2 separate regions of the Homo sapiens genome follow, and region 1 is linked to region 2. The links are chromatin loops, found by intact Hi-C in ENCODE. Cell type or tissue: K562. All regions are shown on one strand. Links, peaks and the distances in the headings refer to the core of each region. The heading gives the core; the rest is flanking DNA.

Region 1 (6,763 bases), core at 232-5,231, 120 kb before region 2:
TTTCAAGGACAGCGTCAAGCCAAAAGGGATCTACCCCCATGATCCAAACTCCTCCTACCAAGCTCACCTCTAACACTGGGGATTTCATTTCAACATGAGATTTGAGCAGGGACAAATATCCAACTATATTATTCATTTTTCAATTTTAAAGTTTCAGCATCACTTTTGAGTGTCTTTTGTAAGAATCTTCTGGCTAGAATTTATTTTCCAATCCGATCTTAGAGTTTTTGTTATTAATTAAAAGTTTAAGTCATTTACATTGATCTAAATGAGCTACTAGTTCTCATTCCAATCATCTTGTTTTACGTTTATGTGTGCTTCTTGCATTTGCATATCTTTTACTCTGTAGAGAATATAAGGGGGTTATTTTGTTTCAAATTCTGCTGATGGTTTTTTAAAAGTTAAAAAAATACCGTAAGCATATCTTTAATTTTCAAAGTTTAGGAATAAAAAAAAATTTTTGACTTCCTGATATGTCAAACACATGCCAATATTGACTATGTTAATAGTTATGGATTCAGACTATTATATATTTCAGAGTACAAGATTTTTTAGAATTGTTTTTATTTTCTAGATTCAACTTGGTAATATTTATTAGTTATTTATATTTAATTTCATAAGTTTATTTGGTTTTAAAACTCATTGTAAATTCATTTATGTTCCTACATTTTAACGCCTAAGGTCTTAGTTTCTATTTCCTGTTTTTAAATTATTTTAAATTATTTACTGGTAGTAATGTAAAAAATTTACAACTTTTTTGTCTATAATTGGTTTTTGAATAATGTTTGAGATGAGTACTTGTAGGGTATATTTTGAGTATCTTTGAATATTTAAAAGTATCTACTGCCATTTCTCATAAAAGGTAAACCAATTGGGACAAGAATTTCTGGGTCACTGTTATTTTTCCACAAATAGTTGCCAGGCTCTAGGTTTTGGCATGTTACTTTCTGTCTCTAGTACTCATGTGTTTATTTATGAAATGATAATGATAGCCCCTTCCGCAATTCTTTCATACAATTCTGTGAGGTTAAAATGAGAAAATGGACAAGAAACCATGCTGAAACTATAAAGGGGTAATGAAATACAACATATGATCATTTCTCACTGAGTTTAACTTGAAGTACAATGTTTTATTCTCCTCTGGACTGATTCATTTTTTATTTGCTTATCACTTACTCCTACTCAGCCCAGTAACTTCTTTAAGAAGCATTTTCTTAGGCCAGGCGCGGTGGCTCATGCCTGTAATCCCAGCACTTTGGGAGACCAAGGAGGGCGGATCACCTGAGGTCAGGTCAGGAGTTTGAGACCAGCCTGGACAACATGGCAAAACCCCGTTTCTACTAAAAATACAAAAATTAGCTGGGTCCGTGGTGGTGGATGCCTGTAAACCCAACTACTCGGGAAGCTGAGTCAGGGAGAATCGCTTGAACTGGGAAGGCTGAGGTTGCAGTGAGCCAAGATGGCGCTATTGCACTCCAGCCTGGGCAGCAGAGAGAGACGCTGCCAAAAAAAAAAAAAAAAAGAAATAATTGGATTCATCTGTTAACTATGATCTATCTTCCTGGTCCGGCTAACTGATGGGTCAGCCTGCAGAGGTCTTACTCTATTTAAAATACTTTAAATTTCCCTTTTAAAATGGAAACGTGATTCTTGGTCAAACATGAAAAATTGAAAACTGAGAACAACACAGAAAAGAAAATAGTAATCTTTAAATTAATTGTAAATTAATTAATTCTTATTTCTAACATACAGGAACAACCACATTTTAACTTTTTGTCTTTTTTTATACTTACATCACCATTTTCATCAATAGATATGATACTTCATAGGTTGATTTTAGGTTTTTTTTTTTTTTTTCTTTTGCGACGGAGTCTCGATCTGTCACCCAGGCTGGAGTGCAGTGGCGTGATCTCGGCTCACTGCAAGCTCTGCCTCCCAGGTTCACGCCATTCTCCTGCCTCAGCCTCCCGGATAGCAGGGACTACAGGCGCCTGCCACCATGCCCGGCTAATCTTTTGTGCTTTTAGTAGAAACGGGGTTTCACCGTGTTAGCCAGGATGGTCTCGATCTCCTGACCTCATGATCTGCTTGCCTCAGCCTCCCAAAGTGCTGGAATTACAGGCATGAGCCACCATGCCTGGCCGATTTTAGATAATTTTTATATGGTTGTATAAAAAAAGGACACCAATCATAAGTGTATGTGTGATTAATTTATTATGAATCAGTCCCTCTGTGTCACCACCATACAGATGAGAAAGGAAGCCCCCTGGAAGCCTCCTCTGTGCACCCCACCTGGGCTACCAATTCCCAGACTTAGATGATTGCTATCCTGAGGTCTATACCACTGATTAGTTTTGACTACTTTTGAACTTTTTATGTGAGTGGCCCGTATACTTATATCTCCTTTATCTCAGCATTGTATTTGTGAGGTTCATATATGTTGTTTTTAGCAGTTTGTTTATCTTTATTGCTAGGTAGTATTTCATTATACGACCATACCAACACTTACTTATTCTTTCTACTATTAATGGGCATTGGGTTTATTTCCAGTCGGAGCTATTATAAATAATGTTGCCATAAATATTTTTGTACATTTCCTTTGGATTAAATATGTATGAATTTTGGCTGGCTATGCACTAAGGAGTGGAATTGCTGGGTGCTAGGGGCATGTATATGTTCAGCTTTAGAAACAATGCCAAGAAGCTTTTTCTAAATGTTGTTGCCAGTTTACATCCCCAGAAGTAGTGTATGAGATTTTCAGTTGCTCCTCATACTTTTCAATTCTTGGTAATTTTTAAACTGCTATTCTAAGTATGCAGTAGCACCTCATTGTGGTTTCAATTTATATTTAAATGATGATTGAAAAGGCAGAACAATTTTTTTGGTCATATATATTTGTGACGTTTTGAATACTTGCTTTTGAGAAGTTTTTGTTCAAGCATTTTGCCAATTTTTCTATTAGGTCAGAATTTTAAAATTTATTGTTAGAAATTTTTATATATTTTGGGCAACCCCCTTTGGGTCCCCTCCTTATATGGGAGCTCTGTTTTCACTCTATTTCACTCTATTAAATCTTGCAACTGCCCTCTTCTGGTCCATGTTTGTTACGGCTCAAACTGAGCTTTCGCTCGCCGTCCACCACTGTTGTTTGCCGCCTTCGCAGACCCGCCGCTGACACCCATCCCTCTGAATCCGGCAGGGTGTCTGCTGTGCTCCTGATCCAGTGAGGCGCCCATTGCCACTCCCGATTGGGCTAAAGGCTTGCCATTGTTCCTGCATGGCTAAGTGCCTGGGTTCGTCCTAATCGAGCTGAACACTAGTCACTGGGTTCCATGGTTCTCTTCCGTGACCCACGACTTCTAATAGAGCTATAACACTCACCGCATGGCCCAAGATTCCATTCCTTGGAATCTGTGAGGCCAAGAACCCCAGGTCAGAGAACACGGGGCTTGCCACCATCTTGGAAGTGGCCCGCCGCCATTTTGGAAGTGGCCCACCACCATCTTGGGAGCTCTGTGAGCAAGGACCCCCCGGTAACATTTTGGCGACCACGAAGGGACCTCCAAAGCGGTGAGTAATATCGGACCACTTTCACTTGCTATTCTGTCCTATCCTTCCTTAGAACTGGAGGAAAATACCAGGCACCTGTCGGCCAGTTAAAAACGATTAGCATGGCCACAGGACTTAAGACTCAGGTGTGAGGCTATCTGGGGAAGGGATTTCTAACAACCCCCAACCCTTCTATTGGGGACGTTGGTCTGCCTCGCGCCGGCTTCCACTTTCAGTTTTCTTGGGGAAGCCAAGGGCCGCCTAGAGACAGAAAGCTGTTGTCCTGAACTCCCGGCAGTAGCCGGTTGAGATCATGGCACAGCCAGAAGTCTCTACTCAGCAGTCGCCTGTGCATGCGCCCCACCTTTCCTTCTGACCCATACCTCCTGGGTCCCGACCACGACTTTCTTGAAAGTGTAGCCCCAAAATTCTCCTTACCTCTGAATCTACTTCCTCTGATCCCTGCCTCCTAGGTACTAATGGTTCAGACTTTCATTTCCTCTAGCAAGTCGTATCTCCAAGGGGATCTAAGGAAGCTCTACGCTGCGTCCTTAGGCAGCTAGACTATAACCCAGGCAGTCTTATCCCTGGTGTCCCTCCCGATTTAGGTATACAGCTCTTGACATGGGCAGTTATGGGCAGTTATGTGGGACCCGTTCCCCACCACCCTTGCCAGGGCCCCAAGTTTGTAATGGCTAAGAGAGAGAGACTGAGAGAGCGAGAGAGAGAGACGGAGAGAGAGAGATGGAGAGAGGGACAAAGACAGAGTCAAAGACAGAAAGAAAGAAAAAGATAGAAATAGTTTTAAAAAAAAAGTGTGCCCTATTCCTTTAAAAGCCAGGGTAAATTTAAAACCTGTAATTGATAATTGAAGGTCTTCTCCGTGACCCTATAACACTTCAATGCCACTTTGTTGTCAATGTAAATAAGGGCGTAGCCCAAAAGCACTGAGGCCACTGACAACCTGTAGCTTTCCTATCAAAAATCCTTAACCCAGTAACCCGCGGATGGGCCAAATGCATTCGGTCGGTAGCGGCAATTGCTTTGCTAAAAGTAGAAAAGGAACTTTTTGAGGAAACTTCGTTGACAGCACACCTCACCAGTTAAACTATTCTAAGTCAAAAAAAAAAAAAAAGCAAAAAGGTAGCTTACTAAATCAAAAATCTTAAAGTATGGGGCTATTGTGTTAGAAAAGGGTAATGTAACTCCAACCACTGATAATTCCCTTAACCCAGCAGATTTCCTAACAGGGGATTTAAATCTTAATTACCATACAAAGGTCCGACCAGACCTAGGAGGAACTCCCTTCAGGACCGGAGGATAGATGGTTCCTCCCAGGCGATTGAGGAGAAAACCACAATGGGTATTCAGTAATTGATACAGAGACTGGTGTGGAAGCAGAGTGAGAAAAATTGCCTAATAATTGGTCTCCTCAAACATGTGAGCTGTTTGCACTCAGCCAAGCCTTAAAGTACTTACAGAATCAAAAGACTATCTCAATCCTGAATCAAAAGGTTCGCTACACCCTCTCTGAAATGAATTTACATAAGAATTGTTTTTTATAGGAATGCATCTTGATGGGGCAGCTGGGTTGTTATGAAATACTCAAGAACCCAGCCCAGCTCTAGGACTCACCCCTGAGTGCAAAGGCAATGTTGGGCACGCTGGCAAAGGACCACTAGAATCCAGCAGCCCAGACCCCTTTGTTTGTGGTCAAGAGAGGCGGGAAAACAGGTGCAGGACTGCTACATTGGTGAGCATAACTAATCCGATAAGCAGAGGTCCATGGGTGGTTACGCACCCTGGAAAGGATCTCACCCCTGAGCCCAAAGGCAATGTTGGGCACGCTGGTAAAGGACCACTAGAATCCAGCAGCCCGGACCCCTTTCTTTGTGGTCAAGAGAGGCGGGAAAACAGGTGCAGAACTGCTACATCAGTTAGCATAACTAATCCAATAAGCAGAGGTCCATGGGTGGTTATGCACCCTGGAAAAGAATAAACATTAGGCCCTTAGAGGATGCTCTAGGACTAACGCTCGATGGAAAATGACTAAGGGTGCTGGCACCCCTATGTCCTTTTTTCAGATGGGAAATGTTCCCCCCACCCCAAGGCAGAAATGCCCCTGAGATGTATTCTGGAGAATTAGGACCAATTTGACCCTCAGACGCTAAGAAAGAAATGACTTATATTCTTCTGCAGTACCGCCTGGCCACGATATCCTCTTCAAGGGGCAGAAACTTGGCCTCCTGAGGGAAGTATAAATTATAACACCATCTTACAGCCAGACCTCTTCTGTAGAAAGGAGGGCAAATGGAGTGAAGTGCCATATTTGCAAACTTTCTTTTCATTAAGAGACAACTCATAATTATGTAAAAAGTGTGGTTTATGTCCTACAGGAAGCCCTCAGATTCTACCTCCCTATCCCAGCATCCCCCTGACTCCTTCCCCAAATAATAAGGACCCCCCTTTTACCCGAATGGTCCAAAGGAGATAGACAAATGGATAAACGATGAACAAAACAGTGCCAATATTCCCTGATTTTGCCCCCTCCAAGCAGTGGGAGGAGGAGAATTTGGCCCAGCCAGAGAGTGCATGTATCTTTTTCTCTCTCAGACTTAAAGCAAATTAAAATAGACCTAGGTAAATTCTCAGATAACCCTGATGGCTATATTGATGTTTTACAAAGGTTGGGGCAATCCTTTGATCTGACATGGAGAGATATCATGTTACTGCTAAATCAGACACTAACCCCAAATGAGAGAAGTGCCGCCATAAGTGCAGCCTGAGAGTTTGGCAATCTCTGGTATCTCAGCCAGGTCAATGATAGGATGACAACAGAGGAAAGAACGATTCACCACAGGCCAGCAGGCAGTTCCCAGTGTAGACCGTCACTGGGACACAGAATCAGAACATGGAGATTGGTGCCACAGACATTCGCTAACTTGCGTGCTAGGACTAAGGAAAACTAGGAAGAAGCTTATGAATTATTAAATGATATCCACTATAACACCCACTATAACAGGGAAAGGAAGAAAATCCTACTGCCTTTCTGGAGAGACTAAGGGAGGCATTGAGGAAGCATACCTCTCTGTCACCTGACTCTATTGAAGGCCAACTAATCTTGAATGATAAGTTTATCACTCCGTCAGCTGCAGACATTAGAAAAAACTTCAAAAGTCCACCTTAGGCCCAGAGCAAAACTTAGAAACCCTAT
Region 2 (8,092 bases), core at 1,238-6,237:
AGAGGCAATTCCCAGAAGAAAAAATCCAAATGGCCAACAAACATATGAAAAGATGCTCAACCACAATAGTAATCAGGAAAATGCACATCAAAACAACAATGAGATATTTTCCACCCATTAGAATGCCCAAATTGAAAAAGATGAATAATGTAAGCAAGAATAAAGAAACTGGCCCACTCTTCCATGTTGGTGGGCGTGGAAATCAGTGACACTCTTTTGGAAGGCAATTTTCTGGTCTCAACCAAAATTTAAAAGCAATGCCCTTGGACCCAACAATTCCATTTCTAGGAATTTTTTTCTCTTAAAGAAATATTTACACATATGAAAAAGATGTATGTGTAAGGATGTATATTGTGACATTGTTCTTATAATAATAAATTATAAATAAAGCTAAATATGTACTGATAAGAGGTTAATGAATTATGGTAATTCACAGTAACAAATAATATTTAGCCACTATAAAGAGTAAAGATAAATCAAAACACATTGACATGAAAATATTTCCTAACAGAGTAGGAGTAAAAAGGCAAATAACAGAACAATATATATATAACATGATAATTTATTAAAATCAAAACAATTACATGTTTACATATATACATATACATGTGTACATGTATATGTATACACATATATAGATGTGTAAAGGTAAGAAAAACAGTTTGGAAGGCTATTGATGTCTATAGTTTTCCCTGTGGTAGATAGCTGTAATACGAGTGAGCAGTATGAATGGGCACAGTATCAGCTTTCTAACAGGAAATTAATTACATAGCCTTAAATCAGAATAATTTAAGGAGTGTTTAATAATTTACAAAGCTGTGGGCTGGCTGTGTGGAAAGAGATGGGGCAATGCCATGGGGTTAGAAACTGCTGAAGCTATCCACAGATCTGACAAATAAGAGCAGAGAGTAGTTTCTGGAACCCAGTAGAAGAGAGTGGTGGGAAAATGGCTGTTTTGAGAGGAGTCACTACCTTTGGTCAAGACATACAGTCTCTGATGACTGCTCAGGGAAGAAGTCAGACCAATAAAAGAGAATCTTACCCACTTGCCATAAGAATCTAAATAGTTCATGTTCAGTGGACTGTGCTAGACACTTTTGGTTACCCACCTAGAATCAATTGCCTCTTCATTGTTCTTAAAGGACCCTGTTTTTGTTTAGGCATTCTCCATTCTCCCATGTAGCTGAACAATGCCTCCAGGGCAGCTGCCTATCCTGGTGCTGATGAGAATGGTCTAAGGGTTATCCAACTGCCCTTTTCAGTGACACGGAATAGTCAGGTGGTCCAATCCAGCCAACAAGGCAAGAGGGAAAGCCCATTGGAGAGCCTCTGAGAAAGTCTTTCTCATTACAGAACCAGAGTCAGACAGTCTGTTCTTCTCTGATGGTGTCACATCTGGATAGAGTGGCTGGAGCTGCTGCATCCAGCTTGCTACAAGCACAGGGGATGGCAGAGCTCAGAGATGGGATGACCCTGTGTTCTTGATGGAATCAACCAGTCATGCGGATCCTGCTATTTCTGGACTGGCTGTTAGGTGAGATAATGAATTATTTCCACAATGCATGCTTCTTGGAGCACAGGGAGACTCTTACTTGAGGACCTCGTTATTTCTCACTGGGGCCATGCTGGCGGCGTTCAAGTCAGGCTGCTCTCAGGCTTCTCCAGAAGTACCTAACAACTCATGGCCACTCTTCTGACCCTATCCTTCACAAGTAGGCCTACTTTATAGGTACTGACCACATATTTTCTATATTAATCTGAAAAACATGATGGTTTTGAGGTGTCACATTTCCCAAGATATACCTTAGAATTGAAGTTATGCTTTAATGAATAAAAAAATTAACACTTATTTTTGAGGATAACATATTCTATATATCTTTATAAAATATAGAACATGGAGGAAAGTGAAAAGAAGGAAATAAATATTTTGTATTCATAGATAATTTGTGTGTAGACATATACTTTTAGGTTTTTTTCCAGACAGCTATCAGAAAATCAAACCCTGCTTACCACTTATAAGATACTGTTCTCATTTAGTCTGTAACATCACAAACAGTTCACCTTTGGTTGCACAGTGCCCAGTTGAATGGATGCAGTGCAATATGCTCACCTACTTCTGTATTGCTCAGGATTTGGGTTGGTTCTAATTCTTGAAGTCTCTTTGATAACAAAGGAAAGGGAGAACAAAGAGAGGGGAGAAACTGGGAATTTAGTATTCAAATATTAAATTTGAACACCTCTAAACTTGAAGAGTAAATTGGAATTGCTCCTCAGAGTAAAGTACCCAAAGAACTAATAACTTACTCTTTTCTTCAAATGGTGTCTCTCTATTGGTTTATCACATTAGCTTGCCTTTGAGTTCAAGCAGGCAAGACACAGAGGCAGGTCCCTGAACCACAGCACTCTAATTTTACATGTCAGAGTTAATACCAGTATCAATGTCAATGTGGGAAGCTGGGCTTTAAAGTAATCACCTCCTACTTCTGGTTTGTTGAATAGGATTGAAAACCCAATGTTTTCTAAAGGCTCACCACTAAGACTGGATTGGCATTCCTAAAAGTAGGAGGCTCAAAGACATTTCAAGCATGTTTCTGCCACAGTGATTTGTTGTGGTGGTTCATTAGCAAAATCTCTCTTCTGACTCACTCTAATAATAACAATATAACCTATGATATCTCTAGAGAACTTTACAGTTCAGAAAAGGGATTTCACCTCACTGTCTGATCTGATTACCACCATAGAACTTTGAAATCAGTTGGTAGCAGGGAAATCTCCTACCCCTCCATCTCCTGCCTCTGTCTCCAAATTCCATTCTGACTGGACTGTGCTTACTGGTGATCCAGATAACTGTGTTTTAAAAGGCATGTGCATTACACGAATCCTCTCCCTTTGACCTGTTGCACCCAGCCTTGTGTGGCAAGCTTGCGCAATGTCTGGATTGGGAGAGTGGGCTGGCATTTCTCTAGCTTTCTTTTGTGTGTGTGTGAACTCTGAATGCTCTGGTCTCCAGGGACTGGCTGGCAGTAACAGTTGAATTTCAAGCAAAAGGAGAAGACCCATTAAGTTTACCTGAACTTAAGCAACAAGCGGTAGTCCAGATTACTACAGGGTACAGGCACTAGTCCAGCTAGTCATAAAATGGTTTCTGCTCCCATTTTGACACTGTGATTTATGTGTGTGTGTGTCCCTGCAAATCTGCATCACCCCAATATCACCAATACTTCTAGTCTAGTGGTTTATGCTCATAACATAGAGAAGGAAACCAAGACTCAGACCCCAGTGTGACTTGCCCAAGGTCACAGGGCTGGTAATAATGGAGCCTGACCTAGCTCTCAGAGTTCCTGATCTTCAGTCACCACACCAGGCTTCCAACACTTTATCTTTCCCCAGAAATGACCCACATCTTTGGCACTCTTCATTTTGTCAGTAATAAGCAATGGGCAAGCTCCCCTCTGGAGAGATAGCTTTTCCTGTTATCACCCAGTCACATGCAGGCCTCCCTGTTATCACGTCTTTTCTCCTGCAACAGGAACAAACAATAACAGTACTATAGCTCCCTCTTTCCTAGGAGAAGGAAGTTTTGGTAACTATTGTTCAGCCTCTGTGTTCAGGAGTGACATGGACAATAGGTAGATTTCTGCAGCCTTAGGGAAGTATCAGAATGAATCTGTTGAAAAACCGTGGTTCCAGAGACTCTTTCCTGTAATTCTCCCCAGCACGGTCTTTCATATTTTATTGCCTTGCATGACTTCTTCTGCTTCCATTAACACTGAGACAAAGGTATTTTTTTGTACTTACTGAATTTTTTCCCTAAGTATCATGTGAGTGGTGTACAAACTCAACTTTCAACCTCCTGCTATTCAACTTGAGAGCTGTTTTATATGTTTTACCAATTTCAAGTTACTTTCTAACTGACTGCAGGAAAAGTTCTTTATGTCATTCTGGAGAAGCAACCAATTTTCACTGAATGGTAATACAATGGAGTCCTTCTTATTTGCTTTCAGTCTCATCACAAATAGTTAGCATTCTGTTCCTTTTGCAGAAAAAATGGCCTTATGTTTATAATAAAAACAAAATGTGTATGTTGCAATATAGATTTAAAAGTCAACACTGAAATATGCTGTCTTCTGTTAGTAATATTATTTTTTATTACTTCTCTCTCTCTATTTTTTAAACCCACATGATATAGACATCTGACTCATGAAAAGAAAAATAGAAGTGAAAATTGCCATTTTTCTCAAGAAATAGCACTTTCTTCCCACAATATAAAGAAGACCATTTGACTTTTATTACTAAGTTTTCCAAACCACTGAGCATGCACCTCCACATGCCTGCAGAGTGCACTGGTTGCCATTGGGTTGAGTGAATTCCAGTTACACATTACTATCACAGACAAGTAAAGGGTCAATGAAATACATATTCACGACCCCACAAATAATCTTTTCAGTAGTCTGTTTCCTAGTTACATGATTTCCCTTTTCTTAAATCCTTGAATTATTTGATAAAAGTCTCCACAGTGGTGTTTTTACTGTGGCTGAACTTTGGTGGGTAAAGAGATAAAAGAAAAACTTCAATCTATGGCCTTGGGACACACATGAGAAATTTGCTACCCAGGTGAGGCACACTTGTGGAAGCCAAAAATCTTCATGCTTATATCAAATCCATGAATATTCTGGCTTCTGAACATGGCCCAAGTACGGGAGGGTTATGTGCAGTAGTAAACAGATGACTAAACTACATCTGATGCCTAAGTAGTGACTTCTTGGTGAACACACAACTTTTTCACCATGCTATCATGCAATCATTTTTAAAACTCGGGATGTCATCTTCCTCCCTTGTAAGTTCAAGCCCCCAGATATGGCTTATCAGGCCACTTATAATGTGTGTGCTTTCAAGTTCACGATATACATTGCATTACATTTATAATATCAGGTGACGTGACACAGCAAATGATACCTTCAACTATCTCCAGCCCCAATCTTGGGAAATGTTTCTGGTAGTCCCAGTAGCAGGGACAGCAAGCTAAAATAAGGGGTTTAACGTTTAAGATCTCTAAGAGCTGATACCACTGGGGCAAACTCCCTCAACAATGAGGTTTTCTCCAACCTCAAAAGAAAGGCCAGTGAACAGTCATCTGGTACAGGTGGCATTGCTGGTGGGAGGAGTGGGTTTTCCACGGCTGTACTACACATTTTGGGAGCCATCAATAGCTGGCGCAGTGGATGCAACACCCTCTTGATTGTCAGCAGAAGCAAATCACTAGAAGCCCTGGAACCCTAGTAAAACACCCAAAAGAAAACATGGAATTAAATATCACGTTGTCATCCCTGCTGCTTAGGTACAGAAGAGGTACAGCTCTATTCTGGAAGGATTTGGAGTCATTTGAGAGAGCAGCTTTACATCAGAAGTTTTGACTAGTATTCTCATTTTAGGGACAGATAGTGATTCTCATTTGAGGACAGCTGAAAAAAAAAAACAGCTGAATTATCACCAACTAGTTTAGGTTATGTCTTGGGTTGAATTGTGTTGTCCAAAAAGATTCATTGACGCACTAACCCCCAGAACCTCAGAATGTGACCCTTATTTGGAATGAGGGTCTTTACAGAGTTAATCAGATTAAAATAAGATACGATTGGCACTAACCCAATATGAGTTTTTAGAAAAAGGGGAAATTTCAACCCAGAGACATGCATTGTGGGAGAACTATAAGAAAAGATACAGGCAGAACGCCATGAGAAGACAAATGCACAGACTAGGGGATGCAACTACAAGCCAAGGAATGGCAAAGATTTCCAGCAAACCACCAGATGCTAGGAGAAGCATGGAACAGATTCTCCCTCACAGTCCTCAGAAGGAACCAACCCTGGCGACACCTTCATCTGAGACTTCTAGCTTCCAGAACTTTGAGACAATAAATTTCTGTTGTTGAAGCCACCAGTTTGTGGTACTTTGTGATGGCAGCCCTAGGAAACTAATGTTAAGTGTCAAATGAATCATAGAAAAATAATTCAGTGCTGAACAAGACCAGTTACTGGAGAGATTTCTGGCATTGTACAATTGATGGGTGACATTAGGAAGATAGACCCATTTTTAGGGTCATAATCACAGTTTTATGCACAGTTTATAATTGCATCGTGTTAAGATAGGATACCAAAGGCCAGCCTGTGAGCACAAGGCATCTTTAGTTCCATGAGTATAATAAGCAAATGTTTCCTCTGCTGAAACTACAGCCCTGCCCTTGTGTGGTGCCTGCACCTTGATTTTTTTTTTTTCAGTCATCTCTATAGCTTTTCTCTCCTTGGAAAGGTTCCATCTGCTTTACAACGATAGTGTTTACTTAGCTGGCTTCCTAGGTTGGAGTAACAGGAGGGAAGAAGAGAAATTATTGTAATTTTTTAGTCTTAAGCTAAATCTTGATATTACTGTCATAACCCTGGCAAGCAGTTTTCCTGTGATAGTGTTATAAGAAATCTCAACCATTAAGTAGCAACCACAATTGTATTCTCATTCCCACTATCTTTTTTTTTCCTTCTTGTTTTGGGTGTTTCTCTGCTGGAGGCAAACTGAGCTCCTGAATCATTAGGATGGACGCGCCATCAACAGAATCTGCTTTTAGTGGAATGGGTCTTCGGATAATCTGTTTTCATCACATCAAGAGCTAAGCCAGTCAGTTAACACAGAGGAAATATTAAAGGCAGTATTTTTTCATTAAGGTAAGGCACCAGATAAACCACGTGCTATTTTTTTCACTTAAACACTAAAGTGAAAACATTCAGCAAAGTCTTATTGAGGAAGAAATAAGAAGAAAATTGATTTAAAAACAAACAGATGCCGCCAATACGATCTCTGGGAGGCTGGGAATCGGGTCCACTTTGGTCTCATCTTTTTCACCTTCTACTGAAGTACTATGCACTTTTTTTTCCATTCATTTCAGCCTGTCTCCCAATATACCATCTGTTCACCTCATCTGAGAAAGCTTACAGACAAAGAAGAAAATAGGGTAACATACAGGAGGCCAAATTATGCTAGATGGTTATATAGAGATCGGATAACACTCGTCCCATTGCTTTTCCACTGTAAACCATTTCAAACTGATAGGACAAGAGTGCCGCCATCTTCAGAACACCCCACCGTCTTAAGCTTTGAGTTTCTATTTGGCCACCTGGCCAGAACCCCGAATGTCACCCCTGCCCATAGCTTCAACAGAGCATAATGGCCCTAACAGAACAGCCAGCACTTCTCCAAACCCTCCCTAATAGAATCTTGCTTCAAAGCACAATTCCCCACCGGGCCCTTTAAAAAAGCCTCAGGCTATAAGAAAAGTTTGCTCCTGACCCTGCTGGCCAGAAGCCCTTTTGAGGTTTACTCTTGAAAACCTGTCTCAACTGTTGAGCCACCCTCTCGCCTCCTCTTTTCTCATTCTTTCTATTCCCACTTCCATGCCAATTTTGTTTTTAGATGTAGATAATACCAACACAGCCAAAGACAGCCAGCCCAGAATAATGATCTCCACATTTCTGAGGACACAGACTTCAGGTTAGAAATTCAACTGAACATGACCAGAGTTTCTCAATGTAATGCAGAGAAAAATAAGTAATGCTGTGCATGCAAAGGTCATAAAATTGTCAGGGATTGTAAAAATGTCTTGGGTATTCAGATTTCCCTCCTACTCTTTTTGGGGGTGGGTGAGGGAGGGATGCTAACTGTAATAGCAAGAGACCATTGCACAAATGTGGCTATCAAGCTGTGGTAGAAACGACTGGTCCTTTTCATTCCTCTATTTCAGTGATTTGAGTAGCTACTTCATTCTACTTCTTTCTATTTCCTCATATTTTCATTGTTACTCACCTCACTCTTATCTAAACAGAAGTTTTCATGATCTAATTTCATCTACTGGGGGCAAAATTAATCCATCCTCATTTAGAAACCTCCTTTTATGTATTTTCACAACAGAATGATTTGCTTTATTATCCTAACCTTGAAGGGTTTCATTCCTTTACCACTCACAACCCCTCCCCTCTAAGTCTTTTGGCAAGGCATTTGACATGTTTCTTCCATCCTACAAAACTTGTCATCTATCTGTGAATTTAGC

What was found. Hi-C counts contacts between places; a loop is a spot of excess contacts. Peaks named below come from ENCODE experiments on the same cell type or tissue, not always from the same donor. Only the 100,000 strongest peaks of a DNase experiment are listed, where the experiment ranks them.
Region 1: it touches region 2 in a loop (14-fold over the local background); 1 of 110 quality-filtered maps calls a loop at or near these places.

Annotation. Positions count from the first base shown.
Region 1 is chr6:88,417,751-88,424,513 of GRCh38, reverse strand. The region is part of intron 2 of LOC105377885 (a long non-coding RNA gene); the gene reads left to right. Among named protein-coding and RNA genes, the nearest start is that of CNR1, 250 kb to the right of the region's middle. In K562, for the core only: CTCF peaks have their summits at 1,467 and 3,078 (motif pointing left); no DNase peak of the experiment used is centred there; H3K4me3 peaks cover 1,188 bases.
Region 2 is chr6:88,297,482-88,305,573 of GRCh38, reverse strand. LOC105377884 (a long non-coding RNA gene) reads left to right here and starts at 5,951. Exons shown (of 3, transcript XR_942758.3): 1 at 5,951-6,713. It overlaps LOC105377885 (a long non-coding RNA gene), which reads left to right. Exons shown (of 6, transcript XR_007059669.1): 5 at 1,354-1,534; 6 at 4,190-5,835. In K562, for the core only: a CTCF peak has its summit at 3,553; a DNase peak (open chromatin) is centred at 3,473.